Regions from separate parts of the Homo sapiens genome. Here region 1 is linked to region 2. The links are chromatin contacts, found by Hi-C or POLR2A ChIA-PET in ENCODE. All regions are on one chromosome and are shown on one strand. The core of a region is the stretch at or near the end of the contact, and the rest is flanking DNA. Distances in the headings are between cores, read along the strand shown. Region 1 has its middle 41 kb from the start of BMP3. Region 2 overlaps CFAP299 (cilia and flagella associated protein 299).

Region 1 (2,700 bases), core at 172-2,671, 530 kb before region 2:
TAAAGAAAGGGAAATTTTAAATAATTTGACAAAATATAAAGTATACAAGATCCTTTTATAAAATATAAAATATAAAATATGGGAGCTGAGAACATATAACTGGATAGAAAAGATGCCAACAATCTATAGAGAAATTGATGTAAGCTGTTGTATATTTAAAAGATTTAAGAACAAGAGGAGAAAGATGTGTAGGAGGTGGACAAGCTATAGAAATACCATTGTAGGATGCAGGCTCTGATTCTCAGCATTCCAGTAATTAGCACATCTTGACAGGGTGAAAGCGGCCACCCAGTCTCTCTCTTTGAAGGGGCAGAGGTCATTGACAGCTGGTGCTTGGGCCTTTGGGGGAATATTCTGCTTGAGGCCAGCTGGGGGAAATAGATCCCCAGGAAGAGTGGTCACTCAATGATGAGAGCTCTGTTCCTCTTTCTTGTAAACAGTGAACACCCTTGAAGACCCATCTGCACTGTTGCAATACATTCTGCACCTGGGTTTTTGTTTTCTTTGCTGAAGAACAGTCGCCTGGTATGCATCAGGAGTTCCCATCTGTCTCACAGATAGTCATGGAGTTCTTGACTGCATGCATTTTGTCTGAGAATAAGTGGTTCAGTTCATTCCTACTCTAAAACAAAATCTCACCCTGGTCCCAAATCTCAATATTATAAATATTTCAGTGGCAGAATCTGGTTGTAGCAGAAAATGAAAAAATCATATACCTACACAAGACTTAGAAATGGTATCCTTCTTGCTTCGTCATTTAATTAAAGTCTACTACTTCTTCAGACTTCGATTTCAGAATTTTTGGTAAACTGTAGTCTAGGTAAACTGTTTTGGTAAACAGTGTCTAGGAAAACAATATTCCTCTGAAAATTCTAAAACACTTTACATTTGTCACTTGGTGAGAAATGCTGAAATTTGCATTTTAAAATAAAAAAAAATAGAGTGCCAAAAAGTAAAATATTTTCCAATATCCCTTTTAAAAGCCAGAGAAACAAAAGGCAGATAAGTCATGACTCCATAAGCTTTCAAATTCTAATTCTGTCTACTTCTATTTACATTGTCTCTCTGAAGTTTGTACCTGCATGGTTTTGTTGCATACAGAGCATTATACCTTGCCCCAAAGGCATCAACATTTGATTGAGGCATGCACTTTTGCCCTTTCCTCAAGAGAGAGCCAAAGACGTTTCTTGCCATCCCTAGAAACTCTGTCTAGTAACTTATGATGAAAATCTGCCCTGCCCTAATCTTTGGAAGTAGCTAAGCAAAGCTGGGTCCCCTGTTTAGAGCTAAGAAAAATACAATCTAAGGAGAGTTAAGTTGTCTTAACAAACAATAGACTCCAGAAAGTTTTGCTAAACTTGACCACTAGGTGGCAAACTGTCTGGACATAAAAAAGCTGATTCCTGTTCTTTCTTCCTGGTTCTAACAGCATTGGCAGTCGTACAATGTAGAAATCTGATTGAGCATCCTCAGCCATGACACAGTGACTCAAAGTACCTATCCACAGTGAAGGGGGTGTCATTGAAACACTGTTCTAATCAGGTTTGACATATATTGCCCAGTGTGCTTAGATGAACAAAGTAATTACGCGAAGACATAAATGATAGACCTATATATGCTTTACGTAGAATTTTACGTAGTTTGCCTTCTCTCCAAGTATTTTTACTCTAAAAATGGGGAATAATATGCACTTCACAGTATTGCCATGAGGGTAAAATAAAATAACCCTTGAAGGGTTACCTGGTACATACCAGTTCCTCAATAAATATTTGTTAAATATTTGTTCAAAGAATGACTGGATCAGTCAATAAACAAAATAGAAGCAGATATAGGCTTCCCTAAAATGCCTTTACTTGAAGACTACCTTGCCTAAAGAAAGGGAAATTTTAAATGTGCTGTCAAGAAAATAAAGTATACAAGATCCTTTTATAAAATACAAAAATATTTATAGTTTAAAATACACTCTTAAAAAGTTTCTGCTAAAAGGTGACTCACTGTCTGGAAATACTACTAGAAAAGGCTAGGTTATCCCTCCAGGTCTTGGACAAAGGTCTATTGTAAATGTAAGGGGCTGTGGTAATTTGCTCTTACATTTTTTTTTTGTCTTTGAACTATTAGTTTTGTTTGTTTGTTTGTTTGTTCGGTTTTTTTCAGAACACTGGTTGCAGATTGTGAAAAACGAAGTGTAGAATGCTCAGTAGTGTCTAGCTGTTATATAAAAATAAAACTATGGATAATTGGAAGTAGTGTAAATCCATGTCTGAGTATTTTGAACTATTAAATAAGTAGTTTCCATGCTTAAGATAGCTTCCCCAGGCCACATGTGAATGTCAGCCAACCAGCCTCCAGGATTCACATGGTAAGAGGCTTTCATTCTATCATAAGAAAAGCTATATAAATGGAAACAGTAGGACACATACTGAACATGCATTCTTTAGAAACACATTTTCTAAACTCAGTCATGTTCACATACTTACATTTCACTAAGAAAAGTCATTAAAACAAAACAAACTTCTGTACAACATTGTCCCATGTATCTTCACTCTGCAATTTCATTCATTACAGAGAGGGTGCCATTGCAGTATCACTTTTCATGTATTTCAAAGCAATCTCTTAAAATACCTCTCAAGTGAGTCCAAGTAGACATATTTTGGTTTGTTTCTTTGATGACATTTTCCTTTGTTTACCTAACTGCATTTA
Region 2 (2,700 bases), core at 89-2,588:
ATTTAGTCAAAGACAGCCAAAAATAACATGATTTTGGCTGAATATGGATACTTTTATGCATTTCTATTTAAAATCAGTTTTAACTTTAGAAATGAAATGTTGCAGACTTTTGTGGATAATGAAGAGCGGGTCCAGTTGGCAGAGCTTGAACGTTTGTGCATGTGAAGTTATACATGGAGTAATAATATTTCTTACTTATAGGAAAACATGACTTCAGTGAACTTCCCCTCTGTCTAGTATAATGTTATGGACTGAATTGTGGGCCCCAAAATTCATAGGTTGAAGCTCTAACCACCAATGTGACCTTATTTAGAGATAGGGCCTTTAGGGAGGAAATTATGGTTAAATAAGGTCATAAGGTTGGGACCCGAATCTGATAAGACTGGTACCAATTTTAGAAGAGACCATGTGAGGTCACAGCAAGAAGGCAGCCATCTACAAGCCAGGAAGAAGGTGTCACCAAAAACGAACCCTAACTGCACCATGAACTTGGACGTCTATGCACCAGAACTGTATAAAAATAAGTCTGTTATTTAAGTTACCCAGACTGTGTAGTATTTTGTTACGGCAGCCCAAACAGACTAATACATATAATATATGAAGAACTAGAAGGACCTAGGATCATTTCAACTAAATATTTATATGTAATCACATTAATATCATTTTTTGTTCATAAAATTCTTCACAGAGGATCCTTTGATGATATGTTCTTTCTTTGTGTAATTTTGCAGCATTCATTCTTAACTGACTCATTCTCATGTAGTGTTTTTTAAAATAGCCATTTGCTATAGGTGATTTTTAAAGTATTTCTCTTCTTGAGTGTTTAGGCTGATGTTTCCTTTGTTTTATAAAAGTTTTAATAAGTCTTGTGTTAAAAAGACATTAAAATTAAAAAAAAAAATCATTTTATTTGATTGAATGTTGCCCAGAAACAGGTTTTAGAGTTTTCTTCTGCCCCAATCACTGTTTTGGGGAAGCAGGCAATTTCTTTTCAAATATTTGCAACTACAAAACAAGACGATGTTCATAGTTCTCATTCTACTTTCAGTTTCATTTGGGTATTCATCTAGTCCTGATTCTGTTGTCTTGAGGGGTCAACTTCTCCTGTCCTGCCCTTACTATCTCATTCTCCAATATTCTAGACTGAAGTAATATGATTTTTTTTAAAAATCCCCTAAAATTTCCTATATATGCTGTTATTAGGACTTTGTCATTCATTGAGGAAAAAAACTAGAAAGAGGAAGAAGTTTTGCTGAGTAATAGACTAATGAGGGCCCTTTGGGACATGTTGAATTTGAAGCATCTCCAGATCACCCATCTCTGGATCACGTGGTTTGGTAAACAGATCTGAAGCTGGGCAGAGGTTTGAGCTGTTGTAAATTGGAAAAGCAAGGGTGGGATGAGATCACTTAGAATCTATGAAGACATAAGAAAGCAAATGAGTATGACTAGCAATTAATAGGCAAATAGATGGGGGTGGGGAAGGGATAGGGAGATAAAACCCAAACTCTGTGTCAGAGAAACATATTGGGGTGGAGGTGGGGAGTGACAACAAAATTGTATTTGTCAGAGAAAGACCTGAGGAGTGCTGGTTTAGCTTTTTATTAACTACAAAGTCTTTGTTGACGTTAGCAAGAACAGCTTAGTGGGGCAATGGGGACATAAGTCTAGCTGTGGTGGGTAGAGGAGTAGATTACTATAGTCTGCTCCGCCAGAATGGTTGCTCATGAAAGGAAGATAAATACAGCAGGAGCTAGAGGAGTATAAAGGTAGAGGGAGGTTTATTTACTTCATTTATTTTTTAATAAGAAGAGAATTGACTGACTATATACTAAGGGGAAAGTGTCAGTGAAAAGGAAGATGTTGAAAATACAAGAGAGAAAACGCATTTATCTTCTCATTTGAGACTATGGTTTTGAATGCCCATTTGTCTTGTACTGCACTAAGTGTTGGGGATCCAAGGTTGGATTAAATTAGCATGGTTACTGCCCTTTGGGAATCCCAGGATGGCCAAAGGATTTAGATTGGTAAATGAGATTAGAATCCAAGCGGAGTCATAAGCCTCAAGAAGAAGGAGAATGAGTTCCTCCATGGAACTGGGGTAAAGTGGTCATGATGAACACAGACATGTTTATAGATGGAGGGAAGTGGGCAGGAGTTTGAGGAAGTTCATACTTCAAGGTCTTTTCTAATTCTGTGATATAGGATGCAAATCCATATGTCCAAGTGAGGAAGTTCATAGTGAAGTGCAAAATAATAATTGAAGAAAATGAGAAAATGAAGCATTATGAAATACAGGATGATCCCTGAATATAACTGGTAAACCACCTAAAGTTTGTAAACCAAAAATAACATTCTAAGCACCTCAACCAACTGAATGGACCACTCCCTTAGCCAAGGGCATTCTAAAGTAAACCTGAAAAACTAGTTCAGGCCATAATGGGAATGGGTGCTCAGACATGCCTCATTATACATTCCTCCCTTGGGAATTCAGGCGCAGATGACCAGCAATTAACACTAAAACAGAGACCTTAAGGCTGACCAAACACTCCTTAGCAGTAAGATACCAACATGACAGACAGCAGGCCCTGAAAGAAATCTAAGTATTTTACCCCAATATATTTTGCCCAAAATATATTTCTTTGACATATCCAGACAGCAGACCCTGAAAGAAATCTAAGTATTTTATCCCAAAATATA

Evidence for each region. Hi-C counts contacts between places; a loop is a spot of excess contacts on that map. ChIA-PET counts read pairs that join two places held with the same protein, here RNA polymerase II (POLR2A). Pooled maps may share reads with other maps.
Region 1: a loop to region 2 is called in a map of naive thymus-derived CD4-positive, alpha-beta T cell, with 30 times the contacts of the local background. The contact joins two enhancer-like sites. A Hi-C loop is called at or near these places in 8 of 168 maps with a recorded cell type or tissue (CD4-positive, alpha-beta T cell, CD4-positive, alpha-beta memory T cell, CD8-positive, alpha-beta T cell and 3 more) and 11 of 50 pooled maps. POLR2A ChIA-PET finds 5 or more read pairs at or near these places in 1 of 52 experiments (OCI-LY7).

Annotation. Positions count from the first base shown.
Region 1 is chr4:80,988,797-80,991,496 of GRCh38, reverse strand. No RefSeq gene overlaps it. Among named protein-coding and RNA genes, the nearest start is that of BMP3, 41 kb to the left of the region's middle. Within about 2 kb of position 1,421, at least 2 of the 41 ENCODE cell types and tissues checked have a DNase peak (open chromatin) inside an H3K27ac peak, as active enhancers do.
Region 2 is chr4:80,461,354-80,464,053 of GRCh38, reverse strand. The region is part of intron 2 of CFAP299 (cilia and flagella associated protein 299); the gene reads right to left. Among named protein-coding and RNA genes, the nearest start is that of CFAP299, 130 kb to the right of the region's middle. Within about 2 kb of position 1,338, at least 4 of the 41 ENCODE cell types and tissues checked have a DNase peak (open chromatin) inside an H3K27ac peak, as active enhancers do.